2 separate regions of the Mus musculus genome follow, and region 2 is linked to region 1. The links are chromatin loops, found by intact Hi-C in ENCODE. Cell type or tissue: left cerebral cortex. All regions are shown on one strand. Links, peaks and the distances in the headings refer to the core of each region. The heading gives the core; the rest is flanking DNA.

Region 1 (15,687 bases), core at 7,683-11,682:
GCTTGCTTGGTATCCGCCTTGCCCAGTTTGCTTTCTTACACACCCTAGTCCAGGGTTCTAACCTTCCTAATGCTGTAACCCTTTATTACAGTTCCTCATGTTGTGGTGACCCCAACCATAAAATTAATATTCATTGGTACTTCATAGCTATATAAAGTATATTATGAATCATAATGTAAATATCTGGATTTTTAAATGGTCATAAGCAACCCCTGCGAAGGGGCCATTTGATTCCCAAAGGGAGATAGGCTGAGAACCACTGCCTTAGACCTAGTGCAGGGTTGGCCATATGGATTCTCTCAAAAGAAGCAGTGGTGGCATACGCCTTTAATCCCTGCACTTGGGAGGCATAGACAGGTGGAGCCCAGGACAGCCAGGGCTACACAGAGAAACTCTGTCTTGAAAAACAAGAAGAAAGAAGGAGAAGGAGAAGGAGAAGGAGAAGGAGAAGGAGAAGGAGAAGGAGAAGGAGAAGGAGAAGGAGAAGGAGAAGGAGAAGAAGAAGAAGAAGAAGAAGAAGAAGAAGAAGAAGAAGAAGAAGAAGAAGAAGAAGAAGAAGAAGAAGAAGAAGAAAGAAGAGGGGGAAGAGGAAGAAGAATAGGGACTGCGGAGGCTCAGTGAGTAAGAACACTTGCTGTGTGAGCCTGAGGTCCTGGGTACAAGTCACCAGCCCCAGCTGGGGTGGGGAGACAAAGACAGGAGGATCTCAGGGCTTGCAAATGCCAACCTAGTTCCAGGTTCAATAAGAGACCCTGTCTCAAGGGACTAGAATGGAGAATGATAGACAGCACACCTCACATTCTCTGCAGGTGCTCATGGGAATGTACACCCCCGTCCCCACATGTACATGAACCACACACACAGAAAGACAAGCAGAGGAAAAGCCCCCACTTAGTGTCTACTGAATGTGGTTCTGTGAGATCCTGGACCCCAAGAACACAGTCCAAGGTTCACATCATGCAAGTGAGGGCCAGTCCAGATCCTGCAGGGTTGGGGGTCAGTAAAATTGGCAAAGAATGTTATGGAAAACCTTAGGAAATATCCCTATGGTTCATGTACTGGAATTATGGTTTAACCTGAGATAAAAAAACAAAAAACAAAAAAAACCCCAAACTTTGGGGCTGGAGAAATGATTTAGTTATTAAGAGTATTTTGTTTATTTGTTTGTTTTTCAAGACAAGGTTTTTCTATATACCCCTGGCTGTCCTGCAACTCAATCTATAGACCAGGCTGGCCTCAAACTCAGAGATCTGCCTGCCTCTGTCTCCCAAGTGCTGGGTTTAAAGGCATGAGCCACCACTGCCCGGCTAATCCTCCACATTTTTATGACCATGAATGTTCACGCCCTTCCCTGTGCCATCTCAACCCTACGCAGCCCCATCCAGACCGCTCATCCCTGTCTTTCTGAAGGGAATATTCAGACCTATCCCAGGCCGCGTACAGTATCGTGATCCCTGACTTCCCAACCCCCTTCCTGTCCCCATCCCTGCCTTTTTCCTGTGCTCACAGGCAGCTCTGGCTCAGACAATTCTCAGCACCATCTTTCCTGGCTCCTTCTCTGTTGAGGCCTGAGATCATCCCCAACAAACAAGACAGAGACTAAGGGGGCGGGGCACAGAGCATAGGCATAAAGTCTTGGCTCTGTGCCAGGGCAGTCACTGCTCCTAGAGGCTTCTGGGTCTTCACCCACTTATCCTCCTAGCATTCTACAAGGTCGATGCTATTATTGTCCCCTCTTATGGATTCAATACAAACAAACAAATGGGTGTTGCAACTCACACAGTTGGCAGAAGGGAGAGGCAAGACTCAAACCCAGGTCATTCAGACATTTGGATGCACAGTTTGTGCTTTTACCATCTCAAGCTCACATCTACCCTCCAAGCCCCTTTGTAACCACCTCCCTCTCCTCCTACCCAGAGCCCAAGCTGATCACAACAGTTGCTCCCAATCAGCTCCCCCCAGGCCTAGGCCTCACCCTCAGTGCCTCTGTCCAAACTTTGGCTCTACTGTTCCTGGTCCCAACAACCTATCCCCTTCCTTTTCCATGTATCCCTAAGAAAACTACCTCTAGAGTAAATTCACCTAGTGTTTCACAACCCTAGGCTTCTTACCTATTAACGGGACTTGAGAAAGCAAATACCACTTGGTGACACATACCTTTAGTGCCAGCACTAAGGATACAGAAGCAAGCAGATCTTTGAGTTTGAGGCCAGCCTGGTCTACAGAGAGAATTCCAGGACAGCCAGGGACACACAGAGAAACTACCTCAAAAAAACCATTAAAAAAAAAAGTAATATGAAATTAAATAGGTCAGTCTCTTGAAGTTTCTTATAACTTGTTTTATAGTCGGGTGTGTGTGTGTGTGTGTGTGTATGTATGTGTGTGTGCTCATATGTACACACTCACTTGGAATTGAACTCTACCACTGAGCAATGTTCTCAGCCTCTGAAATGGTAATCTTTTTTTGTGGTTATTAATAATTTAAGGCAAATAAAAGTTGCTCGAATTAACAAGATGTGACAATATTATTCCCTAATTTATTCCCAAGGGGCATCTTTGTTATTCCCCAAGGGGGGATGGCTGTGAAGAGAAGTACTCTCAGGACAGAGTAAGGAGAGGCACGGGGGTTGGGGGACAGATAAGGAACAGCAAATGGAAAGGATGGGAGGAGGTGGCCAGCATCTCATCCTCGTACCACCCCCCATGAGCAACTTTCTCCATGCCCTATCTCATAGGTAAGTGTGGGGAATTGCAGGCTGGTATCCAGTCAAGCTGAGATCTGAAGCCGGATGGTCATAATTCACCTACATGACACGGTAGGTGTTCCCTCATGCTCCTGGAACTCCGGCCCCTGCCTAAGTTACCACCTCCCACAGCCCCCACAAGAGAAGCATGGTCAGTAGCAATGGCCCAAGCTTCTGACCTTCAGGCTAAACTCCTCCCCAGTTACCTAGCAACAGTGAAGACCATAAAAGGGGCTGTTAGGCCCCCACCTCGCTCTCTTACTCCTTTGTTCCTTTACCTCTCACTTCTCTCTCCTCTTCCCTCTCTCTTCTCTTCATCTCCTCTCCTCTCTCCTTTCTCTCTAGCCTTTCCCCTCTCTCTCTCTCTCTCTCTCTCTCTCTCTCTCTCTCTCTCTCTCTCTCTCTCCCCCTCTCCCTCCCTTCTCTCTTTCTCCCTACCTTCTATAATAAAGCTCTTAAACCATAGAGAGTCTCTACTCCATCAAGATCCGCTGCGCCACTCTCGCAGGTGTTGGTAACTCCTTCACTCATTCCTCTCTCCTACAACTCCGGAACTTTGGCAAGGTAGCTCCAGGGTCCCCGGTCCGGGCCTGCCCCTTCTCCACCCCCGAGAGTGGGGTCAGCCTTAGATGCTCACTCGGGGCCGTGTGGAAAGCACTGGCAGCTCTGCCTGCGGTTGCCTGCTCAGAGCACAGGAACTCTGGCCGGACGTAGGCCCCTTTTCCTTCTCCTTCTTCCCCAGGGCCCCCCTTTATTTTGTTCCCAACAGGTAAGTAAGTGGAAATGTCTACTGAGGGAGTAAGACACACTCACAGACATCATTTTCATCCCTCCCTTAAGAACAGTCAAGGCCACGAACCTCTTGCCAGAGAAACAGACCCATCCCAACTCAGAAAGCACCCCCTAACTTCAAGATCATTGTCCTGGAGTGTTGGAACTAAGAAAGAGGAGGCAGGACACCACAGCAGGTGACTGCTTCCTGCTCCTAGGGGGAAGACAAGATGCTGCACTTGAATCCCTCCATGTTCTCAGACTCACCAGACAGAGTAGACTTCTTGGAGGTACAATCACCACACTGAGCACCCTGAAGGAACTTGTTTCGTATGGGACACTTATTCACCCTTAATTCCTAATGAGATCATCTGGCTGGTTTGTAAGTATGTGCACGCATGCTGATGTGTGTGTGCATTTTTCTTTCTTCTTTTTTCTTTTTCTTTTGTTTTGTTTTTTCAAGACAGGGTTTCTCTGTGTAGCCCTGGCTGTCCTGGAACTCACTCTGTAGACCAGGCTGGCCTCGAAATCGAACTCAGAAATCCACCTGCCTCTGCCTCCCGAGTGCTGGGATTAACGGTGTGTGCCTCTATACCCGGCTTTAGCATACGTTTTACTTTGGTTTGTTTGTTTGTTTGTTTGTTTGTTTGTTTGTTTTTGTTTTTAGAGACGGTGGTTTCTCGGTGCAGCAGTCCTGGTTGTCCTGGAACTTGCTTTGTAAACCACGCTGGCCTTGAATTTACAGAGATCCGGCCTCTGCTCGCCAGGCGGTGGCTTAAGTTTTTAAAAGCCCCGCCCCCACTGAGACCTCCCGGATTTCTTTACGCCTCTTGAGCAGGGAGTCTCTGTTTTTGGACACTGTCCCTTCCTGTTGTCCCACTCTCCACCCTTTTTCCTGTTCTCCGCACGCCTCATTTTGGCCTTCGTCTACCTAAGCTCCTTTAAGGAGGCTGGTTCTCAGGACTGAGGAGGAAATGAGACGAGGGTCTGTGGCAGACAAGGAGGAAAGGACCCCACACCCTGCCCCCTGCAGGCCTCACCTAATCGCCACACTCTGCATTATTACCCGCCTAACGCGGCGTGCTTTTAAATAAAATATGCAAAGATTTTCCTCTCAAATTATCTCCCCAGGCGAATGAGCTCAACTCCAGCTTGTTAATGGAAAAAATGCAAATAGGGTCTCCCACTCCTCTCCCCCAGCCCCTGGGCTCCGGACAGCTAAGTCGCTTTGCTGGCCTTCTATTTGGGATGGCTGTTTCCTTTGAAACCTTGGTGGGGGCGAGCTCCATCCGAAGAGTGTCTTAGAAAGGAAGGAACGTCCCAGGCAGGACAAGCTCGTGAGACTGCCCTCTCTCAAGCTCGGTCCCTTCTGAGATCTCAATTAGTTCCTCCTGAACTGAATGGAGGAAAGGCTCACTTAGGCGGCTGTACTTCTCCAGTTTAAGGCTGTTAGTTATGCTTGGGGAAATGGATGGAGAAATCAGATCTGATCTCGCTCTTCATCCAGTTCACACACACTTAAGGGGCTGGATTAAGGCCTTAATCCAAATCAGAATCTGTTGTCTTTATGAGACAAATGGTTATCATTCCTGCCAAAGATGCTGAGCCTGAGGGATATGGTGCCAGGAGAAAACCAAATAAACCCACATTTATGATCCAGTTGGGGGAAGGAAGGAAGCACCTGGTGGACACTCTTCAGAAATACTGGTACCGAGCCAGCAGGCACAACACAGAGAAAAAACACCCTGTCTCAAACGGAGAGGCGGGGAGGGGGAGAGGGAGAGGGAGAAGGAGGAGAGAGAGGGAAAGGGTGGGGGAGAGGGAGAGAGAGAGGGAGTGAGTGAATATGGTAACTTAGTGGTTTTATCACCTGGCACCTGGCTTGTACCTGGCCAGTGGAGATGCAAGCTGATGCTAGGTAGCTGTTAGGAGAATTGCCAACAGTTCAGAAAACAGATGTGGCAAAATGCTAATAATTGAGTGGATTAGGTAAAGAAGTTGGGGTGAACTTATTTGTAAGCTTGCAACTTTTCAATGTAAAAACTTGAAAAGAGAAAACCATTATAAACTGGGAGATGGCGGTGCACTCTAATCCCAGCCCTAAGAGGCAGGTGGATCTCTGTGAATTAGAGGCCAGCCTGGACTGGAGTGGTTTCCCGACTGCTAAGATTACTCAGAAACCGTGTCTTGAAACAACTTTCCACCCCACCCCCCAAGAAAGAAAAAAAAGAAAACAATCATAGTTAATCTTTTAAAATAATGATAATTACTGCGCAAGGTATGATGGCGCACACTTGCAATGCCAGCATTCTGGAGATAAAGGAGAGAAGGTCAGAAGGTCAAGGCCAGCCTCGGCTACAGAGAGTTTGGGAGCAGCCTGGGCTACATTAGATACCACCACCACCACGACCACCACCGCCGCCGCCGCCAACACAAAACAAAGCAACGAAAGGATAATGATATTTTAACTAGGATTTTTTAAAGTCTTCATCCTTTGGGTAGAGTAAGAGTTGAGAGAGTATCTCACATAGTTCAGGCTTGCCTTGAACTTCACTATGTAGCCAAGGCTGACCCTGACCTCCTAATCCTCCTGTCTCCACTCCTGAAATGCTAGGATTAAAATGAGCCACCACACCAACCCTAAAATCCTTATAATTTTTAGAGACACTTTCTGAGTGAAACATTTGCAGATGAAATAAAAAAGATTATTTGCTTAAAAATAATATAAGAGGAGGAAAAGTAATTGGGGGCTTAGGAAACCAGATTGGCTGTGGGCTGATAATTGCTGAAGCCGGGTGATGAAAATACTCTTTGAATTTTTCCATAATAAGGAACTTTTCCTTTTCTTTTTTTCCTTTAAATGTCATGTTAAAAAGGTTTATTTATTTTTATTTATGTGTGTGTGTGAGCCTGTGTATGACTCTCTCTCTCTGTAGGTCTCTGTGTGTGTGTCTCTTTTTCTGGGTATGTCTGTGTGTGAGTGTGCAGGTGACCACAGAGGCTATAGAGGGCATTAAATCTGGGGAGCTGGAGTTATGAGCTGCCCAGCCTGGATGCTAGGAACTGAATTCCTGTCCTTTGGAAGAGCAGCAAGTTCTTTTTTCAAAAAAAAAATAAATAATTTTTTTTTTAATGTGCACATGTGTTTTGTCTGCAAGTGTATATGTGTGCATCACGTGCATGCCTGGTGCTCCTGAAGTCAGAACCAGAAAAGGGTGTTGTATCACCTATAATGGAGTGAAGGACCATTGTGTGCCTCAGTTGGGTGTTAAGAAAGTGACCCTGTCTCCAACACCCCAGCATTTTTTTCTTTTTTTTCCTTCCTCTTTTTTTTTTTTTTTTTTTCTTTTTTAAAAATTGGACTCAGGGTCTCACCATGTAGCTCTTGCTATCCTGGAGCTCATTGTGTAGACCAGGCTGGCCTCAAACTCACAGAAATCCTTCTGCCTCTGCCTCTGAGTGCTGGGATTAAAGGTGTCTACCACTATGCCTGGTTATCCCCCATCATTTTAAAATATAGAATATTTGTATTTATCCTTGAGAATTTCACACATGCATACAATATATCTTAGCCAGGGTTACTATTGCTGCGATGAAACACCACGACTAAAAGTGTTTCTTTGGCTTACACTTCCACATCACTGTTCATCACTGGAGGAAGTCAGGACAGGAACTCAAACAGGATGGGAGCCTGGAGGCAGGAGCTGATACAGAGGCCATGGAAGGGTGCTGCTTCCCCTATGTCTCACTCAGGCTGCTTTCTTAGAACCCAGGACCACTGGCCCAGGGATGGCACCACCCACAGTGGGCTGGGCCTTCCCATCAATCACTCATTAAAAGAAAGCTAAGAGGCTTCTCTACCACAGATCTCATAGAGACCATTTTTCCTCAAGAGAGGTTCCATTCTTTCAGATGACTAGCTCCCATCAGGTTGACATTAAACTAGACATCACACAATGTTTTTCAATCATCTTCTTTTTTCATTTTTCAAAAAGAATAAATATAAGAAATATAACACATGTCAGAGAAGTATGTGTGTGTAGTGGGCAACAGAGTTTAGCTGATGGCCTGGGGCAGACTTTCTAGAAGACAACAGTGTTTAAGCAGAGACTTGGAGTGAGCAGGTCTGAGGATAGACATGTGGTAAGATACAAGGAGGAGACAGAGCATGGCCAGCTATGCCTGCAGAGTACAACTCTGCATAAGTTACTAACTAAGTAACTAAGTAAGTAAGTAGAGTTTAGACTCCAGGGCAGGCTGCTTGAATCCAAATTCTGCCACTGCCCCTTAAAAGAAACTTCTCTGCCTCACCTTTCTTAACTATAAAATAGAGAATAATGTCACAGACCTCAAAGGGAAGATAGAAGGCTTAAGTAAACACATTGGCGTGTGTCCAGTGTGTAGCACAGTGCTCACTCCATAACAACAGTTGAAGTTTACTGTGTTCTCAGCACTGTCCTGGAACCATGCCGTCTTCTGCCTTAGCCTCTCGAGGCTTGGCATTATGGGCATAAGCAAGCACGCATGCCCAGCTCAGAGTCTGAGTGCTTAACCAGTGTTGCCTGTCTTGCTGGTGACAGAGATGAGTAGCTGGCTTGTATTTCATTTCAACTCTGGCACACAAGCCTCCTCCATTATCTGAGATTGGGGAGCACCACGGGGGAGGAGGGTCCGCAGAGCTGGAGAAATGCTTGAGATCCACTCTTTTCCGTTAGTAAAATCTGTATTGTTTTTACATTTTTATCTACAGTTATTGCCTGTGCATGCACATGTATGCATGCCACATCACGTGTCTGGAGATCCAAGGACAGCACTGTGGAGTCAGATCTGTCCCTTCATCCTTAGCTGGGTTCCGGAATTGAACCCACGTCGTCAGACTTGGTCTGCAGATGCTCTTTTATTGTTATTGTTTTTGGGCTTTTGTTTTGATTTTTTTATTTGGGTTTTTTTTTTTAAAGATTTATTTATTTATTATATGTAAGTACACTGTAGCTGTCTTCAGACACTCCAGAAGAGGGTGTCAGATCTCGTTACGGATGGTTGTGAGCCACCATGTGGTTGCTGGGATTTGAACTTCGGACCTCCGGAAGAGCAGTCGGGTGCTCTTACCCACTGAGCCATCTCACCAGCCCTGGGTTTTGGTTTTTGAAACAGGGTTTCTTTGTGTAGCTTTGGCTGTCTTGAAACTTGCTTTATAGATTAGGCTGGCCTTGAACTCACAGAGATCCATCTGCCTCTCTGCCTCTCTGCCTCTCTGCCTCTCTGCCCCTCTGCCTCTCTCCCTCTCTGCCTCTGCCCCTCTGCCTCTGCTTCTGCCTAGTGCTGGATTCAAGGTGTGAGCCACCATGACCTGCCCCTATATTATTTTTTAATTGACATGTAATAACTGTGCATATTTATGAAATAGAAGACAAATTCTATGCCCTCAAACATCTGAACCTTACTAAGCAGAACAAAGAGGTGACAGCAAACCACCTCAATTTCATTATTTGTGTTTTTTGTATGTTTGAGAAAGGGTCTCACGTAGGTTTGCCTCAAACTCGTTACAGCTCAGCCTGTTCTTGGTCTCCTGAACCTCGGCCCTCTCCCTGGTCTATGTGCACCACCGTGCCTGGTTCTCTTTGCATTATTTATCACATTAAATATAGCTAAGACCAGGCACGCATCTGTCAATGGCAGAGTGGTTAAGGAAGCTGTCCTATTCTGCAATGTTTAAAGTTCCATTTCCAAGTGTGTGTGTGTGTATATGTGTGTGTGGGGGGGGGATATAAATTCACAAATGTTAATAACTTTAACTCAGTCTAGAAAGGACAGAAAAGAATTCAAGGAAACTTGGCAGTGTTTACAGTTGTTACCTCTAGATGGTGCTATTTGGGTATGATTTAAATTTTAAATAATAAAAAAAAAATCTCAATACACATGAATAATTTTGTTTGTTTATCTTATTTTCGTCTTCAAGACAGGGTTTCTCTGTGTAGCCCTGGCTGTCCTGGAACTCACTTTGTAGACCAGGCTGGCCTTGAACTCAGGGAGATCCACCTGCCTTTGCCTTCTGAGTGCAAAGGCGTGCGACACCACCTAGGGACACATGAATAATTTTTATAATGAGAATTTCAACTTTGTATTGTTTAAGAATTAGTTTTGTTAAAAATGAGTATGAAGGATGTGGTGGTGCAGACCTTTAATCCCAGCCTTTGAGAGACAGAGACACAAAGATCTCTGAGTTTGTGACCAGCCTGGTCTACCATTGATAGAATAGCCAGGGTTACACTGAGTGATCTTATATTCTATTTTTGGTTGTGGGCCTAGCCTTTAACGGCTGAGCCATCTCTCCAGCCTGAGCGATCCTATCTTAAAATACACACACACACATGCACCAAAAAACTAACAACAATAAAAAAAAAAAAAAACCCAAAACCAAAAGAATAATGGTGAAAATCACTAGTCACCAGAAAAAACACTGTTACATCATGAAAGCTACCACTGCAAACCAATGAGTGTCTATGATCAAAAACGAAAGAGAAGTCTTATCTCACATATGGAGAAGCTGGGCCCTCATAACTACCTGGATAGAAACGGAGACTGTGAGGCTGGAGAGATGGCTCAGTGGTTAAGAACACTGGCTGTTCTTCTAAAGGACCAGGGTTCAATTCCCAGAACCCACGTGGCAACTTGCAATTGTCTGTAATTTCAGTTCCAGTGGATCCAACACCCAGACATGCATGCAGGCAAAAACATCAATGCACAGAAAGAAAGAAAAAAGGCTGTGGCTTTGAAGGATCTGAGACAAAACCAGCCAGGGTAGGGGTTTCTGTTTTTGTTGTTTTGGGTTTTTTTGTCTTGCTTTTGACATTAAAGTCTTGTTATATACCCAGGATGGTCTTGAACTCATGACCAGTCTTCTGCCTCAATCTCTTGAGTGCTGGAAGTACATGTGTGCACCAATATGCCCATCTAATTTTTTTCCATAGTGAATATAATAAACAACTTTTCCCTCATATTTGAAACTTTTTGTAATAGATTTCCAGACTCAGAGATCCTGAATCAAAGAGTGTTATGGCCCTTGAGGACACCTGTTAAACCATTTTGAACAATACACCTCACAATTTATTAAACAGAAAATTAATTGTTAGACATAATTGTAGAAGTATTATAACTCAAATAAATATACTAAAATTGACAAATTTTATTATTGTAATTAACAAGGTTTATTATTAAAATGATTTATGTCTCATTCTTAATCAGATTGGTCTTTTGGTCTTTTTTTTTTTTTTGGTTTTTCAAGACACAAGACAGGGTTTCTCTGTGTAGCCCTGGCTGTCCTGGAACTTTCTCTGTAGATCAGGCTGGCCTTGAACTCAAAAATCCACCTGCCTTTGCCTCCCAAGTGCTAGGATTAAAGGCATGCGCCACCACTGCCCGGCTAGTCTTCTTTTTCATGTGCTATAAATATGTGTATGTATTTAGGTGTGGAGGCCAAATGTCACCCCAACTTGGGTGCCTTCCTTGGTCATTTTCTACTTTAGTTTTGGAGACAGGGTCTCTCACTAAACCTGGGGGTTCACTGAACTCACTGGGCTGGGCAGGCTGCCCAGCTACCTCTGGGATCCTCCTCTGAGCCCCCCACCCCCCACCCAGGTTCGGCGTTACACCAATGACATTTCACCTGGCATTTACATGGGCTTTGGGGACCTGAACTCAGATCCTCACGTTTGTGCAGCAGGCACTTTACCCACTGAGCCTTATTGCCAGCCCTATAAATCTTCCATGCAGTATCTTTCTGGGCCATGTGGCTCTTTTCACTGAAACTCCTGGAAGGTCCCTGAGCCATAACAGTGTAACTAAGTTGGGAGGGCTTAAAACAGGCCAGGAGTGCTCAGGAAGAAAGAGATAGGAATACGCTCAAGAGATCTTAGACAATGTCACATCACCATTATTGGTTAGATGTAGGATAAAGAACTCGGAGCTGTGGAGGATGTGGAGAAACCAGAACCAGGGGCAACTCTTCCAAGGATGTGAAATCATGTGGGAAAATGTGGCCGTTGCTCAGGAAACAAAGCAGAGTTATCTTATCACCCAATCATCCTGCTTTGGGGCTATACCCAAAATAGTTTGAAAGTAAGAACATAGGTGTGTTTATTGCAGTATTACTTACAATGCCTAACTGTGGAAACTGTCTAATTTCCCATCAACAGACAAATGAATGAACAAATATACAACAACATAATGGAGTATTATTCAGCTCTAAAAAGGTAAAGATTCTGGATCACTGAATTACCATTGAACTGTGAAGAAAGTATGTTGTATGAAATCAAGTAGTCACAAGATGACAAATACTGTTGAAGTCTCTCTATGTGAGATGCTTTGGTCATCATATTCAAACACAGAAAGCCAAGGACTGGGGAGAAGGAGGAGGGATTATCCAGGAATGCGCAGAGCTTCATCTGTGGAGGGTGAGAAAGTTCTAGAGTGGAGGGTAGAGATGGTTGCTCAACACTGTGGATGTATTTAATGCCACTGAGTCACACCTTTAATGATGGTTCCGAGTGCTTGCTGTGTAAGTAGGAGCACCTGCATTAGAATCAACAGCACTCATCTGAAAAGCTGGGTGTAGAGTGGCCTGATCTCATAATCTCAGTGCTGGGGAGGCAGAGACAGAAGGATGCCCGGGACTCATTGGTCAGGCAGTCTTGCTGAATCAGCAAACTGCAGGTTCAGTAAAAGACCCTGCCTCAGAGAATAACATGGTGACAGCTAGAGGAAGACACCAAACACTGAAACCCACAACACACACACACACACACACACACACACACACACACACACACATCACTGTATACAGATGAGTCAAGTTCAAAGGCCTCACCTGCTGGGTAAGTAGCTCACAGAGATGACTCCAGCAGCTAACAGTGCTCAGGAGTTAATTGATGCTGCCGGAGATGTAATGTTGTAGAAGTCATAACTTAACTATTTGATTGTTGTCATTGACAAAATCAGGTCACACCCACTCCAGAAACAAAAAATTCAAAGTTCACAAATAAAGCAGATGGAAGCTTAAATCGGTTATTGCACGTGACTCTTTGACTTAGGTCACCAGTACTTTTAGGAAATGGAGAATCTGACCTTGAGCTAATGATCTTGATGGCTAACGGTGACTGGAAAGAAATACAAAGACGGTGGCTATCTCATGGCAGGACTTTGTAATCAGCACCCTGGCAGTGAGCAGGCCATGACCTGCACAGCCGTACCGAGCACTTTGAGTAGCAGCTAGGGATCCAAGGAGCAGGAAAACATCTCCCAGAGTCCTCAGAAAGAAGCAAGAAACACCTGGGCTTCTGTGTTCACCCAGGATAGAAACTGAACTTATCACATCGTTTGAATAGGGCCTCTTGAAGGTTCCTATGGTCCTGTGCAAGAGTCTCAGGTGATGTGTGAACAGGTGTGAACAGGTGTGAACAGTGAGTGAGTGAAGGTGAAGGACAAGTTTTCCTCCCCTGCCCAGGAGCTCCTCTGCTCTCCCAAACAGATGAGGATTTTGGTATGGGATGAAAGGGCTGGTGTCAGGTTCTAAAATGCCCCTAGACACCTAGTCCCTCCCTGACCCAGTGGTTCAAGTCAGCCTGGCCCGCCTGTTAACTTCTGTTCCAGTATTGGGGCTACAGTAGTCCGCACAGGAGCTGGGCTTGGTGAGTTGTTCTCTGTCCATCTTCCCTTTCATACTGAAGATGGAGCGCAGGGCCTCACATGCTGCACAAACTCTCTCCTATGGAGCGTTACTCCTGTCTTGTTCTCTGCCAAGCTGCCCAGCAGGACTCAGACTCTTCACCTTGCTGTCTTAGCCTCTGGGGTAGCTGGGGTTATAGGTGTGTGCTACCATGCCTAAGCCAGGAAGGTGCTCTGTCTCTTTAAATCCCTATGGGTGCTAGAAACAGGGTACTGATAATTCTTCCCAGGCTATAGTCAGGTCTATTCTGAGGAGCTGAGCTGGGATGCCAGAGGCTTAGGGCTCTGGATAAATACCTGCTGGAGTGCAAGGCAGATTTCCAGCCTTTCTCCTCCTTTTTGGTTCTCAGCACCACCCCCCTCAACCCCCCACCCCCACTAGGTGGTCGTGGCCAGCAAGGCGGGCAATGTTCCTGCAGGCTATCCTGCAGACAGTGACAAAACCCAAGGGAGACAACATCTCTGTGTCTTCCCCTCACGCTGCCTCTTTACAACCTCTCTCCCATGGGTCCTCTGTAGAAAAGGAGAGCCGTACGTAGCAAAGGAAGCCTCTGGCTCTTTATTAAGTGTGTGTGTGTGTATGTGGGCGAGCGCGCGAGTGCAGATGTGCATTGAAAAATGATTGTGCCCCTTTTCCAATTTCTCTGCAGCTCCCACCTCCCGGCCCGCTCATCTGTGCAGGTAGACCCTCAGGCTTGTCATTAAGTCACCAGCTCTGACACCTCTGCAGCTTCCACGCCCTGGGGGTGGGGACGAGGGAGGCTCTGTCTCTCTCTTCCCTTTCCTTCCCCTCCCTCCCCCAAGTTTCTGCTGCACGTGTCACTCAATACCCCAGCAGCCCCTTACTCCCACCCCAGAACCAGCCCTCCAAATCTGCACTTGGGGCTGGGGGGGGGGGGACTACTTTACAAATGACCCTCCCCATCCAACTGGAGCGCCCAGATCGCAGCAGGAGAGGGAGAGAGGAAGGAAAGAATTGAGGGTGCAGGGCCTAGAATTCAATTCAAGGAGGAGGGTGTCAGTCTGTCTAGCTGTTCCTGCCCTCCTTTCTGATTTGCTCTGCTGGGGAAGAACTCTGGGTTTGTCCCTCCAGCCATACCAGGAGGGCTAACAGATGTGAAGACAGAGGCAGAGCCCTACTCTCTTGCCTCCTCTCATCTCTACAGAACTTTTTTTCTCTTTGATGGACACTGGACCCAGCTCCTTAGGAATCCTAGGCCAGTGTTCTACCACCGAGCCATACCGGCAGCCATAGATGCCTCCTACGGATATACTAGTACCACCATTACGTGTGATATAACTATGGGCCTTTCGTGCACAGGCTTTAACATGCTGAGGTCATTTCTTTCCATTTCTAGTTTGCTGAGAGTTTCTATGATGAAAAGGTATTGAATTAAAATTACATATATATATATATATATATATATATATATATATATATATATATATATGGCATCTGTTCTCATTTCTTTCTGTTGCTGTGATTAAAAACACCCTGACAGAAAACAACTTTGGGAGGAGAGGGTTTATTTCAGCTCGCAATTCCAGATCACAGACCATCACTGATGGTCCTGCCACGGCAGGAACCCGAAGGCAGGACAGCTTGCTAATGCACACAGAGTAACTGGCAGCTGCCAGGACTCACTCTGCAGCCAAGAAGTGCAGCAGAAACCATGGGGGAGGGTGCTCACTCACCAGCCAGTCTATGTTGAGCTGTCTTCTTTACACAGGTCAGGGCTATCTTTCTGGGGAACTTACAGTGAGTGGGACCTGCAAATACCATCGGTGGGATTCAGGGCAGCTAAGTGAGCAACAGGTGTCACTGTAAGTTTATGGAAGAGTAAGTTGATGAGCAGACTCTCAAAGGTTACAAAGTAAAACTTTGAGCGTCTGCTGCTGAGGGTGGTTCTTCCTGAATGGCCCTGCTGGCCAAGGTCCCAATGCAGGGAAAGGGTCTGTTGAAGGGGCCACATCACAAGCACTCACACTTTGGATGGTGAAGAGGGAAACCAGAATTCATGGAGGAGGGGAGGTGGTTCCTAGACCAAAAGTCAGATGTACAGTGATGAGACATTTCTTTTGTTTTGTTTTTTGTTTTTTTGTTTTTTGAGACAGGGTTTCTCTGCGTAGCCCTAGCTGTCCTGGAACTTACTTTGTAGACCAGGCTGGCCTCGAACTCAGAAATCCGCCAGCCTCTGCCTCCTGAGTGCTGGGATTAAAGGCGTGTGCCACCATGCCCGGATGAGACATTTCTGTAACTGCGAGATAGAACACTTGTCGAGCATGCACAAGCCCTGGGTTTGATGATTGGAACTGCCACAAAAGTAAATGCACAACATCAAATTCATATATATGCATATATATATGTGTGTGTGTGTATACACTTGTGTGTATAAATTAATATATACATATGTGTGTGCATGTGTGTGTGTGTATAAATTCATACACA
Region 2 (15,687 bases), core at 6,652-10,651, 48 kb after region 1:
AACTGTGCTTTTTTTTTTTAATGTGTGTATGAGTGTTTTACCTCACCAATGACTACCACCATAGCTCAGTGGAATACTGGAAGCCCAGATTCTAACTACAGTTTGACCTGTCTTCTTGACCTGTTCTACACTGTGGTTTAAGACCAACCACAATGTAGCCACAGCTACTGAGTCTTACAGTCTTTCTAAAGAGCCCCAGCACTGATGTATTCCCCTTAACTGAAAGGTTTTTTGTTGCCTTTCCTGGTGGTGGTGGTGGTGGTGATGGTGGTTGTGTGTGTGTGTGTGTGTGTGAGCATTGGCCTATGAAAGCCAACATGTGTATCAGCTCAACAATGCACTAACATCTATCAGCAAGGTGTGGAGAAGAGTTCTCTGCCACGATCTTGGAAACAGTACCTAGAAGTTGAAGACCTATGGCTGTGTTCTTTCCTGGCTAGATGGAAATGCTACCATCCCCTACACTGGGAAGGGCCAATCAAGGAGATGACATTAAGACAAACTGGGTAAACCAGAGTTGCCATCTGAGCAATTCCTTACTACAGATGGTAACATGCTTTGCCCAACATCCTAACCGTGGGAGCAACTTACACTAAGGGCCAGGGCAGGGCTACCAAATCCTATTGGCTACTCAGCCTTCTTTATCACCACTTAAAGACCCTGTGACAACTCCTGTACCTCTAACAAGCAGCCTAGTGTCTCTGTCAGGCCCTGATCCACAGCTTTCTAGAAACCAGTCTGTCATAGTCCCATAGTCACATGCACTGAACTCTAGCCATGTAGGCATGGCTGCCCAGCCACTCAAACTCCTCCCCCTTAAAGGTTCTCATGGGCCCTGCTAACATAATCACAAAGCCTGCTAAGTCAATTAACAGGAACATTAAATAAAGCACACAGTGCATAGCACAGCCAGGCAGTGATTGCACGCACCTTTAATCCCAGCACCTGGGAGGCAGAAGCAGGCAGATCTTTGTGAGTCTGAGGTCAGCCTGACCTGCAGAATGGGTTCCAGGGTACCCAGGGCTACACAGAGAGACCGTGTCTTGAAAATAATACACAGCACAAAACATGGGGAAACATCCACTCCGTTTCTTCTTAGTTCTCAACATCTTCAAAACATCTTCACTGCCAAGGAGGAAGTGTGGCAGAGCTATAAGAAAATAAACCAGGCTGGCAGGAGAGTGAGCCCCTGGGATCCACCCATCTCTGCACCCCCAGTACTAGCATAACAAGCATGTCACTACACCCAGATTTTTTTACATGGATTCTGGGGGTTGAAATCAGATATTCATGCTTTCAACACAAGCGCTTTATTGACTGAGCCATCTCTTCTGTTACTATAATTTAAGTCTTTAAAAGTTCCACCTCGGGGGCTGGTGAGATGGCTCAGCAGTTAGGAGCGCCGACTGCTCTTCCAAAGGTCCTGAGTTCAAATCCCAGCAACCACATGGTGGCTCACAACCATCCGTAATGAGATCTGATGCCCTCTTCTGGAGTGTCTGAAGACAGCTACAGTGTATATAATAAAAATAAATAAATAAATATTAAAAAAAACCCATCCAGAGGTGGTGTATAGCTTTAAAAAAAAAAAAAAAAAAAGTTCCACCTCTTTTTCTGAACTAACAAGAAAGTAAGACATCTTAGGCACTGGAATCTAGAAGGGATTTCAAAAGACTTGGAGAAGATAGAAGTGTCCATTGAATAAATTGTTTTATAGATATTTATATATGTATTATGCATCAGATATACATGCATATATAGCAGATATAAACACATACATGTGTGTATATAGTGTGTATCAGATTTCCTGTTCAAAGTTCTGCATCTTTTGTAAAAGAATCAATTCATATTGGCATGTACAAAGGAAAAATATGACGGATACAGGCTTTTGATGGATGGTTACCTTTGGTAAAAGAAGAGACAATTGATCGATTTACTTTGCATTCTTTGTGTGCAGGTTGTAGATAGCGTTGCTGCGTAATTTTAGCAGTTAAAGAACACAGTTGTAGGCATGAGTTCCAGAGGGAGGAGGGGGCTTCAGTGGGGTTTTCTCTGCTGCTGCTTAAGAAAAGAATTCTTTGAGAATGATGGATGCAGTTGTGTTCCGAGAGATGGCTGGCTTAATGACCTCGCTTGCCCCTGGCAGGCATCCCATGACAGATAGGCTGCTCCAACCTCCTCGGGCTCTACGTCCCCTTATGGGCAGAGACCTGGAAGAAACATGCAGACTGAAGTAATTACTAGAATTTCTACAGAGACAAGGGGATCTCGTAGTCGTCTTTGGAGGTAGAATTGCAACTTATTTTCCATTTCTCACTAAGTGACATGAGGACTCAGTCCTACGTGCCAGAACCTAAGCGTGACATAGTTCCCCCTTTCCAGAATTGTGGCAAAGCTTATAGACTACAGTGGTGGCTGTTTTCTTTTTAGTTAAATCCTAGATTGGTGGCATTTGCCCTTAATCCCAGCACTTGTGTGGTAGATGTAGGAGGATCCGGAGAGTTCAAAATCACTTTCAGCTGCATAAGGAGTTCAAAGCCATCCTGAGCTCACATAATTACTTGCAAATAATTAGCCGCTGTTAACTCAGTAGTAAAGTATGTGCTTAACATAAAAAGGAATGTCCTGGTCTTAATCCCTAGCATACACTCGACACTCGAGATATTATATCACTTATCATTATATCATTATATTCTCAAGTGTCACTTGAGAATAGTAAAACATTCAAACAAAACGGAAACAATAGAGAGTGAACTGGGCATAGTAGAGGGTGCCTGTCATCCCAGGATTCAGACTGCCCTGGCAGTCTTGGAACTCACTCTGTAGACCATGCTGGCCTCGAACTCAGAGACCTGCCTGCCTCTGCCTCCCGAGTGCTGGGATTAAAGGTGTGTGCCATCACAGCCGGGTGAAAAGTATTCCGTTAAATCACACACACTAAATAATAACTGCGTATAACTGATCTTGAAATGTTTCTAAATATTTTCCACTCACAGATGAATATTCACTGTTTTAATAAAATGGCATCCCTCTACAAAGAGGAAAGCAATTTCGTTTTCAGTTCAGTGAAATGTATCTTGAGCTATAGGGCAACTCATTTGTGTGTGTGTGTGTGTGTGTGCATGTGTGTGTGCGTGCATGTGTGTCCTTAGGCACATTCCACTTTCTCTTTTGTTTTGAAGTGGGGTCTTTTGAGGCCTTGAACGTCACCATTCATGCCAGATTGGCTGGCCCATGAGTTCCCAGGGACCCCCTGGCCTGCACCCCTCATTTCCCCATCACTGAGGCTACAGGCACATAGCACTGTGTGAGGCCTGTGGGTTCCAGAGCTTTGAGCTGAGGTCCTCAAGCTTGTGAAATAAACACTTTACTGATGGTGCCATCACCTCAGCCCCATCTCATTCTTTGGAATAGATGAGTAGTGTATCACTGTGTGCCATTAGCAGCATATGTAAAACATCTCTACTTAAACATGGAAGTTGGTCCTCTTTTCATCACTACCGCAGTGGTGCAACACATTAGTCTGTGCAGAAATGTTTTGATTATTGTGCAGACATTCCTTTGGATACATTCGAAAGATAATGTATATTTAATAAACTCTATTTTGTGGTTTTTTTTTTGTTTTTTTTTTTTTTTTGAGACAGGGTTTTTCTGTGTAGCCCTGATTGCCCTGGAACTTGCTCTGTAGACCAGGCTGGCCTCAAACTCAGAGATCGGTCTGCCTCTGCCTTCAGACTGTTGGAATTAAAGGTGTGCACCACACTGACTGGCAAAAAGGTTTTATTATTAAAGTACGGTCCTAGTTACAGGTTTTACTGCTGGGATGAACTATCATGACCAAAAGACAAGTTGAGGAGGAAACAGCTTATACTTCCATGGCACTGTTCAATACTGAAGGAAGTCAGGAGAGCAACTCAAACAGGTCAAGCTCCTGGGGGCAGGAGCTGATGTAGAGGCCTTACGGGGGAGGGGGATGCTCACCGGCTTGCTTCCCATGGCTTGCTCAGCCTGCTTTCTTATAGAACCCAGGACCACCAGCTCAGGGACAGCACCACCCATAATGGGTTGGTTCTCCCTCGTCAATCACTAATTAAGAAAAGCCTTATAGCTGGACCTTATGGAGGCATTTTCTCAATTAAGGGTTGCCTCATTTCACATAGCTCTAGTCTGTGTCAAGTTGACAGAGGACTAGCCGGCACAAGTATATTAACTGTACAAAGTCACAAGTTTCACTAAGACATTTCTATATGCAGTTTAATTGTAGTCTCTCCTCTATTACCCTTTCTATTGTTAAAAGAATTATTTTTACTTTATGTGTTATGGGGTTTTGGCCTGAATGTATGTGTGTGCATCAAGTGTGTGAAGTGCCTTCAGAGGACAGAGATACACCAGAGTTGCTGATAGCTGTCTTCCAGTTGCCTTATGGGTACTGGAAATTGATTCCAGGTCTTCCAGAAGAGCAGCCAGTGTTCTTAAGCACGGGTCCATCTCTCCAGTCCATCCCTAATTTCCTATCTTACTCTTTCCAAAATATTTCATGTAGGGCATGTGGATCAGGAATTTAATTCTAGCACTGATGAGTTAGAGGAAGGCAGATTTTTGTGAATTTGAAGTTAGTCTGGTCAACACAATTAAATTAGTTCCAGGACAACCAAGGCTACATAGTAGTAATACCCCATCTCTCAAAAAAGGCCGGGTGGTGGTGTCACAATACATTAATCCCAGCACTCAGAAAGCAGAGGCAGGTGGATCTCTGAGTTCGAGGTCAGCCTAGTCTATAAGAGTGAGTTTCAGAGTAGCCAAGAAATCCTGTCGGGACAAATCAAAATATAAAAAATAAGTAAATAAAAGTGAACATTTAAAAATTTGTTGGGATGAGGAACTTTGGGGAGGGGGGCAATGGCTGGAGTGTAAATAAATACTTTTTTTTCCCATTTTTATTAGGTATTTAGCTCATTTACATTAATAAATACATTTTTAAAATAATATTTTAAATGTAATGAAACAGAAGTATAGTAAAATATTTAAATTTAAAATTTTTTTTAAAAATTATTTGTATTGGGGATGAACGCGCTAGTGTGATGGTCAGAGGAAAACTTTGGGGAGTCTGTTCTTTCTACCGTGGGTTCGAGGGACAGGCTTGACTAACGTGCTTTCTGCCTCTGTCTATCCAGTACTAGGATTTCAAGAGGGAACCACCGCCAAGTAGGTTTTTTGTTTGTTTGTTTGTTTTGCTTTTGAGATGTGTTGTCCTAGGCTGCTCCCCTGGTCCTTAACTCTATGGCTCGGGGAAATTGTTCTTCAATCTGGCTTGCAGGGAAAATTTTCCCGTTTGTTTAACGAGCAAGGAAATGAAAACCAGAAAGCTGAAGACCTCCTCTCCTCTGTAGCACCCACACGTGCTGGTACTTCTTACACAGGGTACGGCTTGATTTGCGTGCAAACTCTAAAATTCGACTTGGTAGATAAGGAAACGCAACGCCCCATCACCCACAGCTACGTTTCCAAACCACACCTCTAGACCAGCCCACTCCGCAATCTCAGCGCGGAAAAGCACCCAAGCTCCCGCCTGCTCTCTCGCGAGAGGTGACGTCATTGGGCCGCGCCAGTGACTGGGCCGTCGCGCGTCTTGCGTCACCCCCAGCTCAGTCCGGGTGTGCTGTCTCACTGGTGAGGTCGTGTACCCGGGAAGTGTCCCTGTCCGTGGCCTCTGCAGCCTCCCGCTTCCCGGCACCATGGAGTACCTCATTGGCATCCAGGGCCCAGACTATGTCCTCGTCGCTTCCGACCGAGTGGCCGCCAGCAATATTGTCCAGATGAAGGACGGTGAGAGGAAGCAGGGGGAGGCCCGGCGGGCCTGGCTGGAGGGGCAGTCGGCGGGAGTTGGTGAAGGGGACCGTGGGCCTCCCTCTGGGCAGCTTGGAAGATGGAGCCCAGTGTGCTCTGCCCTGCTGGCACTGCAGGATTGAGAAGCCGGGGGAGCCGGCAGACAAGCTTAGGGCTCTAGTTTGGGATTCTGGGTCAGATGAGGCTTGCTAGGTGAGAGTTGCTCAGCGTGAGGGAATTAAGTTTATGAGAGCTCAAGTGTGTGCCCGGCGCCTCCAATTTCTGAATTTCTGGCAAGTTTCAGTCGCCCCAGATAGAAGTTATAATTTGTGGGTGCCCTAAGGTGGGATCTTGGGGAGAGTGAGACTCCCCAGAGTTTGGCATTTCCACTCTGCTTCCGCTGTCTTCAGTGGCTCACCTCAGAGCCTCTTCCGCCTTTCCCTGGCTGCTAGATTTTACTTGTCGTTAAATAGTGGAATGCAGCAGAGATGGCCTCTCTTTATTTGCTCTGTGAGTTTTGTACGTTATTTTTTTTCCCGTGCCCAGATTTTCTTATCTCTCAAATTACTAATAACCAACTCAAAACTTGTTGAGAGGATTGAGTGAAGGAGTTAGCATTGGACAAACACTTAACAAACTGAAGCATATATGTATCAGGTGTGTCCATCGTTAACATTTTAATTTGTTAAAAGTTTGGCTCTACTATGTGCCCTTCTTGCAGTTAGTTTTGGAGACAGAATATGTATAACTAAGATGTATAGATATAGTATATATTATATATAACACACATGCATATATATGTGTGTGTGTGTACATATATGTGTGCGTATACATATCTATGTATGTGTATATATGTATGTGTGTGTGTGTATATGTGTGTATATGTACAAAACTTTCTTAAGGAGATGTTGAAATAACTCAGTAGTAAAGATGCTTTTGCCCAGGCTTCACAACCGGAGTTTGGTCCCAGAACCCAGATGGCAGAGGAAGAGACCCCACCCCAACATCCTGCAGGTTGTCCTCTGACCTGTGCACCTGTTCTGTGGCAATGTGCACCTGTGCAGAACAAGAGAGAGAGTCTCTAAATAAATAAATAAAAATTTTAAAATTATCAAAGAAAAAGTTTCTAAGCTTACAGGTGGTAGAACCTAGGTTCAAATCTGTGTAATTTGGGACTGAGTCTACAATTCAGTGGCAACATATGTTTCGACCATATACAAGGCCCCAGCCTCAGCACTCCAAAAACAAGTTAGTAGACATTATGCAAAATGATCTCTTTTACCCTTAACAACTTCACTACCTTTATAGTGACAACTGACCCACAGAATCTTGAGTGTTTTCATGACTGATCATAGGCATGTTACTGTTTGAAAGATATCTAGCTTTTGTTCAGTGGATTAAAAGTTCATTTGACAAGTTTCATGCCTCTCTGTGTTCTTTACAGTGCTAGGGACTGAAAAGAGGAAGAAAAAAAAGAATACTATGTAGTTGGGAAGATAGTTGAGTAGGTCAGTGTGCTTGCTGTGTAAGCATGAAGAATTTAAATTCCAAGTACTCACTTAAAAGAAAAAAGATCAAACAGGCATGGCTGTGTCCCTACTTGGGAGCAGGAAACACAGATCCTGGGAGCTCACTGACCAGTCAGTCAGTCAGTCAGGCCCAAAGGGTGAGCCTCTGCTGCGTGAGAATAAGGTGAGGGATGGCCTGATGTCCTTCTCTGTCCCGGGTGAGACAGGTACACCCATACACTTATGTGTGACACACACACACACACACACACACACACACACACACACACACAATGTTAGTAATTCAGTAAAAGTCAGATGTGTGTTAAAATAACTGTAACACAAACTAGAAAGTATTTGCTGAGTTGAGACTAGAGCAGTCAAGCTTTGGAGACTTAAGAAGAAGAGGAGGAGACTTTAGGGATGGACCGTGGGGAGAGATTAGGGAAAGCTTTGAAAGTGAAGAGCAGTGAATCCTAGATCCCAGGAGGAAAAAGGCTTAGATCTGGAGCTCCTTGAAGTGCGTTGTCAGAACTGAAAAAGCACAGTTGCCACAACCGATCTCACAAAGCAAAGGCACCTACCTATCTGGTGTGAGCCTGGCGCTTCCATCTGGGGATAGAGAGAGAATGCTGTGAGCTTTGCTTGCATTCTGTTCTTTCTGAAGGACTTGAAATCAGACCTCTATGGTATTAATTGTCTCTCAAGAGACTTTATGAAATTTTATGATTAGTTTGTAGAAGTTATTTTGTGAGCCAGTCTCCAAAGGTTTAAGTTCATTTTGAGAGTAAATTGGTCCATTGCTTTGACAGCAGGTGATTTTAGCATGAAGAGTAGGTGGAGCGGATGTCAAGTTGCGGGGTCTCTGTTTCCTCACAGTGACTGTGTGGATGGCTTTGAAAAGGAGGATGTGCTCCATGCCTTTATCCATAAATGTTACACGGGATTCAAGCCAAGACAAGGAGAGCCAGGCATAGCGCGTTCCTATAATTTCATCCCATAGACAGGAATGCTGATTTCTAGTTGGAGGCTAGCCTGGTTTCACAGACATTGTAGGAGTACATACTGAGTCAGCCAGTCTGTCTGTCTCTGTCTGTCTTTAAAAGAAGCAAACATCGAAGAAAAAAAACCAAGCAATAAATACAAGATGTTTTTTATGTGTTAGAAGTATTACTAGTTAGTGTTAGGCTAGTTTTTAAATTAATGATGTTAGAAGTAAGTTGTTAGAATAGGCCCAGAGAACAAAAAGATTATTGTATGGGAAAAAAAGATGGATTTGAGTAGTTCTTTAAAAAGAGTTGTAAATAATTGTACTCAACTAATAACCTTTCTCTGGTATGAAAAACTTAGGGTAGGAGTTTATAATTGTCTGAGGGAATTTGTGTGGCATAGTTAAGAATGCTGAACAGAAGTAATTTTGAGGGAGACGTTTTGGCTCTGTGAAATGGAGTCTTGCTATGTAGCTCTGACTAACCTGATACATGTAACAGCCTCCAAGACCTAGAGTACTAGGCATGAAGCACCACACTGGTTCACACTGCCTGTTGTCATTTTTCATCATGCTACTTGGGAAAATATGTTGATACTAGGAAAGAGATGTTTTCCAAAAACTTCTTGCTTATACAGCTAACTGGTACAGCTCTCCATTTGGTTGTAAATGTGCCACATTTCATGCCTTTTGTCTCTTGGCCTAAACAGAATGACTTTTCTCCTCTGAGACAGGGTTTCTTTGTGTAGCCTTGGCTGTCTGAGAACTCACTCTGCAGACCAGGCTGGCCTCAAACTCGCAGATATCTTGCTGCCTCACCCTTTCTAGTGCTGGGACTGAAGGTGTTCACCACCACGCCTGCCCAGCGGCAGAATGACTTTTAAATTACTCTGATGTCTGTTGTGACTTCCTACAACCTGTGTGATACAGACTGCATTTCTAACACTGAGTGTAACAGGTTTCCTTATCTGTGAGTTAGACTTTGGTAAGTGATAGTTACACTATTTTAAATAGTTGATAACCAGAGTTTAGACAGGCAAATCACTTTCCCACTGTGTCTGACCAGAACGATGTCTAGTGGGTTCTGGTTAGTTTGACTGCATGGCTTATCATGTTGATACTCATTTGGTTATGTGTGTTTGTGGATCTTGTAAGTTTATTGACAAGTGAAGACCTTCCTCAAACTACAGGCAGCTTCTTGTACAACTCAGGACCATGCGTATCCATCAGTTCTGTTCTGAGACGTCACCTCTTGCTATTCACTGAGCGTGTTCACGGTTTAAACTAAGTAGGCCTGGTTTACATTTATTTAATAATTAATAGTTCGCTGCCTTGAATCTTAGCCTCTTTTATGAAGTGTGACATAAAACTTATTCTCCCTAGAAGATTACTTTTGCTCCAATATTTAGTGTGTATATGCACACAGACTTGTCGCAGCACATGTGTGGCGGTCAGGGGACAACTTGGAGGAGTTATTTCTGTCTACCGTGTGGGTTCTGGGGATTGAGTTGGGGGTGGGGCAAGGCCTTTACCTGCTGAACTGTATTGCCTATCTGCTTTTTTTCCCCTTAAAAACAATGCAAACATATTAAGTAATTTCTCTTACAAAAATGAAACTTGTTAACTATAGAGATTTAGAAAATACTGATAAATAAAGGACGGAAATAAAGTTTGCTCAGATTCTTGCCACTGTCAAGAATTTAGAATATATACCCTTCTGGTCTTTTTCTTTGCAACATATGTCTAAATGAATCTTCTTTTTAGAACAATTTTGCAAACTAACAGTCTTTGAATGTGTAACATGAAAATTTGTTTACTTGGGAATTTTAAGGCAATTCAACATTATCTATCTATAGGCGTGTTTTATGTGGGAGCCACCACCAGGCCAGACACCCACATTATTACTATCTACAACTCTCCAACACTTGTAGAGTACTTGGTAGTTGCATTTGTTCCTTAAATCCTATTAAGAGATTTTGACATTTCAGAAGCTTTCATACAGGAAAACATGTCTCCCAGGGGAGATTATTCAGCACTATTAGAAAAATGAAAAGTGAAAGTCGGGTAAGATAGGAAGAATAAAGCTTTTCTCTGAAGCTGCAAACTAAATACTGCGTTTCCTCCCCAGGCAACAATTACAACCTGAGTATCTGTCTGTTTAATCGGAGTACGTCTGCTTTAGCTAGATAAGGCTACAGCATTACGGTTTTCATTAGTTACTTAGATAGTTCACTGTTAGCACATTCTTTAAAGTGTCTGCTTTGGCAACCAGTTTTCTTTTTTTCTTTTGATATGAAGCTGGTTTACTTTATACATTAATTTGGGTTCTCAGCTGATATTTTTTTCTTCTTTCTTGAGAAGGTTCTTTAACTGTAGAATTCATTCTTTTCACCGTTTTTATGTTTATTTGACATTTGTATTAGTAGTAATGTTTCAGAACTCTGGACTTAACTCTTGTGCCTCTAGATAATCCCCATAATCTGGATTCCTTCGCTGTTTCTCACCTTCCCATTCCCTGTATTTTAAATGTTCTTAAATTGTCTTTGTTGCTTGTTTGTTTTTGTCTTTTCAAATCAAGTCTCACTGTGCAGGCTGCCCTGTAGCATACTATGTAGAATAAGCTGGCCTCAAGCTTATAGGGCTCTGCCTGTCTTTGCTTCCAGAGTGTAAACGTATCTTTTATTCTCCTGATATAATTGTCATCTCTGAGGTTTACTGCCTCTGTCTGCTAACCTAGGCCTAATCCTGGGATCTTCTATCCTCTGTACAATCTTCTGGCTCCTTCTCATTCTCTGGCTTGTTCTGTTTTTACCTGTGTCTAGCTTGCTCTCTCTTCAACCTGTCTCTAAACTGTCCTGCTAAAACTGCTTCTCCCCACCCCCAACCCCCCTCCACCCTTTCTGTGCTGCTCTCTAAGTAGTTTCTCTTTCCCTTTCCCTCTCTTGAGAGTTCAGCGTGTCCTGTTCTGTCAAGTCTTTGTCTGGTTTGCCACTTTGCCGCGAGTTAGACATCAATTTCAAGCATGGGTGCTTCCTTCTACAAACTAATTTTACCTTCATTGTTTGGGATTAAAGGTGTGTCTGTATTTCAGCCAGAGGAATTAAATGTGTTTTCTAAGGGCTGAGTCACACCACAACTAGAAAAAGGTTTTTTATTAAATAACATAATCTCGGGGTTTGTAGTGTGATCAAATATCCTGCAACACCAGATTGCATGGATTAAAGCCAAGCTTAAATTTTATTTTTTCATTAAGTAAGTAAGTGGTAGAGATTGAACTCTGGGCTTCTCACACACTCAGCATATGCTATATCACTGAGCTACATCTATAGCCCCAAATTGTAATTTTAAAAAATATTTATTTTTATGTGTATAGGTGCATGTATGTCTGTATCCAACATGTATGCAATACTCTGAGGTCAGAAGAGGGTATGGGATTCCTGGAACTGAAGTTATAGATGGCTGTGAACCTGATGTCAGTGCTGGGATCACCTGGGTCATCCACAAGAGCAGCTGTGCTCTTAACTGCTGAGCCATCTTTCTAGCCCCACCTTTTCCTGCAATTGTATCTTGAATAGTCTGCTTTCATATATAATTTTCAATATAAATTAACATTAATAAAATATGTAGTTAACCTGTTGGCTCGTGAAACTATTAAAGTCTTATAATAACAATGACTGTTTTCAGTATATACTTAATAGACCCGTTTATACTTGCATATATAAATAGCTTTTAGTTTCTGTGGTCAAAGTTTCTAATATGAATTTCTTTTCCTTTGAGCAGATCATGACAAGATGTTTAAGATGAGTGAAAAAATCTTACTCCTATGTGTTGGAGAGGCTGGAGACACTGTACAGTTTGCAGAATATATCCAGAAAAACGTGCAACTTTATAAAATGCGGAATGGTGGGTAAGAGGGTAGCTTTGGCTGGTGCATTAGTTTTCTAGGGTCACCACACAAGGTCCCATAGCCTGGGCAGTTTAAACAACAGAACCCTTTCATAGCTCTAACGGCTACAGTTGTGAGGTCAGGGAATTAGCAGAGCTGAATTTTTCTGAGGCTTTCTCTTTGGCTTGTAGGTGACTTTTCCTGTATTCTCTATCCAAATCTCCTATTATAAGGACACCATTCACATTGGATCGGAGCTCACCCTCATAACCACATTTTGACTTAATTGTCTCTTTGTATACTATCTCTAGATACAGTCACAGTTTGAGGGTCTATGATTAGGGCTTTAGTTTATGAATTTTTGGAGGATGCTATTCAGTATATGTTTAATTTTGAACTGAAGATGGGTGTTCTTTATTGACAGTCTTACGTACTGTTGGATTGATGGGATCACAGTTTTTCATTTAACTCTTCCTACCTACTTAAAAAAAAAATTAGAGGCAGGTATATGACCCCTGAGTTTTACACTAGACTAATCTGCAAATTGAGTTTTCAAAATAGTCAGTACTATACAGAGAAACCCTGTCTCAGACAAACAAAACAAAAAAATCTAGAACCTAAATTCTAATTGTTTTGTCCTTAAAGATTTTCTACTAACATTCTATCGTAACACTGATATATTGGTGTTACAATGCAAGAAATCAGATTTTTTTTTAAGTCCTTTGTTTTATTTCATGTGTGTAGGTGTTTCCTTGCACACATGTTAGTGTATCACATGGTGGCCATAGGGGCCAGAAGACCCTCTGGAGCTGGAATTACAGAGGGTTCTGGGCTTCGGGAATTAATCCTAGATCATCTGGAAGGGCAGGTCCTGCTCTTAACTGCTGAGCCATCTCTTCAGCTCCGTGACTTTACAGTATCACATATAGCAAGTCATTTGTCCTCTCTGGGACTTTATTTTCTTTATCTAAAATGGGATTATACTTATGTTAATGAGCATGTTTTGATGAGGAGTGGTGGTGCATGCCTGTAATCTTACCACTTGGAAGATGGGGGCAGGAGGATCAAAGGTTAAAGGTCAAATTCAGCAGTTCAGCTACACAGAGAGTGTGAGGACTGCATGAGACCCTGGCTCAAGAAACAAAACAAAATAGCCAGACAGTGATGGCACAAGCCTTTAATCCCAGCACTTTAGAGGCAGAGGCAGGCTAATCTCTGTGAATTTAAGGCCACCCAGGTCTACAGAGTGAGTTTCAGGATGGCCAAAACTACACAAAGAAACCCTGTCTTAAAAAAAAACAAAAGAAGGGCTAGAAAGAGGCTCAGTGTTAAAAGCACCGACTGCTCTTCTGAAGGTGCTGAGTTCAAATCCCAGCAACCACATGGTGACTCATAACCATCCGTAATGACATCTGACACCCTCTTCTGGGGTGTCTGAAGGTTTCTACAGTGTACTTATGTATAATAAATAAATAAATAAATCTTTTTAAAAAAAACTTCTAGGTTTAAAATTTTAAAAGGGGAAAAGAAAGAAAGAAAAGGTTTTGACTGGCTTGGGGATATAGCTCTTTGGCAGAGTACTGGCTGAGCATCTGGCTGATGCCATGGGTGTAATCTTAGCACTGCACAAAAGAAAAAAATGCTTTATGATTTTTGTAATTATAAGACATTGTACATTTAAAAGCATCTTCTGGGGCTGGAGAGATGGCTTGAGCTGCTTTTGCAGAGGACCAGAGTTTGGTTCCAGCACCCACATGATGGCTTACAACCGTCTGTAACTCCATTCCAGGGGACCTGACACCCTCTTTGGCACCAGGTACACAAGTGGTACAGACCAAACCACTCATACATGAAGTAAAAATACATCTTTAAAAAAAAGCCTTAGAGTCAGGCGTGATGGCGCACACCTTTAGTCCCAGCACTCAGGAGGCAGAGGCAGGCGGATTTCTGAGTTAGAGACCAGTCAGGTCTACAGCTTAAGTTCCAGGACAGCCCGGGCTAGGCAGAGAAACCTTTTTTGGAAAACATAAAGACTTAGAATACAGCTTAGGTTTAAGTTTTATATGGTTACTTATGTAAAATGACTAAATTAATATCCATTCATACATGTTTTTAGGCAGTATATTTAGTTAGCATTATTCCCCCAATAGCCTAAATGTTTTGAAGGTCTTTCTTACCAATATTCAGCACTGTGCTTAATACTGTAGAAACTTACTGGGTGATCAAGACCCCGCCATTCAGGACCTAAAAGCATGCTACTTGGGATTACACATACTCAGGTGAAGGGTCTGCGATGCTTCCGAGCTGTGGTGCTGCCTCAGGACAGCTGAGGGAGTGCGGAGTGACTAAGGTGAACAGGAAGGGTCGCTTGTTACGCGTGTATTAGGTGCTAAGTCAGTGCCCAGAAGAAAAATTGTGTTTGTTTAAACTAACCCTTAAAGACTCTTAAGTTAGTCACTTTATTAAGTACAGTTTAGAAGATGGAGGTTGAAGGATCAGGAGTTCAAGACTATCCTCAGTTGTATAATGAGTTTGAGGCCAGCCTGATGACTGGAGACTCGAGTTACATGAGATCATGTTTCAAACAACATAAATAAATAAAAATGGCTTTTAACAATGATCACAGTTATAGTTAGGGTAGGTGCGGTGGTACACACCTGTAATCACAGCATTCAGAAGGCAGAAACAGGTCAAGTTTAAGACCTGTCTCTAAAGAGAAAATGTATAGAGAAGCGATTTGGGTGAAGACTGTTACTGTCTTCTGCGTCCCTTCAAGTGTGACTCTTTATGTCTTGTACCAGGATATGAATTGTCTCCCACAGCAGCAGCTAACTTCACACGGCGGAACCTGGCTGACTGTCTTCGGAGTCGGGTAAGCAGCTTGCAGCCAGCCTTCAACAGCAGAAAGCTGTGCTTTCACATTCCTGTTTGACATGAACAGTAGTTTTGGCATTTTTGACTTTCCTCAACTCTTCTCATTGCTAATCATTCCCTTTTAGTCCCCTTGGGTATGTTTTCTCTTTGGGTATTGCTGCTTTTTACAATCTAAATCTGTCGCTTGGGAGGCTAATGAAGGCTAATAAACTCCAGGCTAGCCCGGGCTATTCAATGAAAATATGCCTCTGGTTTTTTGTTTTTGTTTTTTGTTTTTTAGATTTTTATTTATCTTATTATGTATGTAAGTACACTATTGATGTCTTCAGAAACACCAGAAGAGGGCATTTCATCCTATTACAGATGGTTGTGAGCCACCATGTGGGTGCTGGGATTTGAACTCAGGACCTCTAGAAGAGCAGTCAGTGCTCTTAACCACCAAGCTATCTCTACAGGCCAAATATGCCTTATTTTAAGAACAAAATTAAAAGTGTTTTAACATTTATTTTGCATGTGGTGTGGGGTGGGTATGGAGGTAGGAGAACAGTTACAAGAGCTGGTTCTCGCCATCCACTGTGGCCTGCAGGGACCAAGCTCAGGCGGGA

The links. A loop is a pair of places that touch in the nucleus more often than their neighbours do. Peaks named below come from ENCODE experiments on the same cell type or tissue, not always from the same donor. Only the 100,000 strongest peaks of a DNase experiment are listed, where the experiment ranks them.
Region 2: a loop joins it to region 1, with 2.5 times the contacts of the local background. A loop is called at or near these places in 1 of 42 quality-filtered maps.

Annotation. Positions count from the first base shown.
Region 1 is chr4:126,622,756-126,638,442 of GRCm38, forward strand. No RefSeq gene overlaps it. Among named protein-coding and RNA genes, the nearest start is that of Gm46870, 9.9 kb to the left of the region's middle. In left cerebral cortex, for the core only: a CTCF peak has its summit at 9,369 (motif pointing right); no DNase peak of the experiment used is centred there.
Region 2 is chr4:126,672,020-126,687,706 of GRCm38, forward strand. It overlaps Psmb2 (proteasome (prosome, macropain) subunit, beta type 2), which reads left to right and starts at 5,624. Exons shown (of 6, transcript NM_011970.4): 1 at 5,624-5,826; 2 at 12,103-12,225; 3 at 15,010-15,080. The coding sequence starts at 5,736. In left cerebral cortex, for the core only: no CTCF peak of the experiment used is centred there; a DNase peak (open chromatin) is centred at 8,277; H3K4me3 peaks cover 335 bases.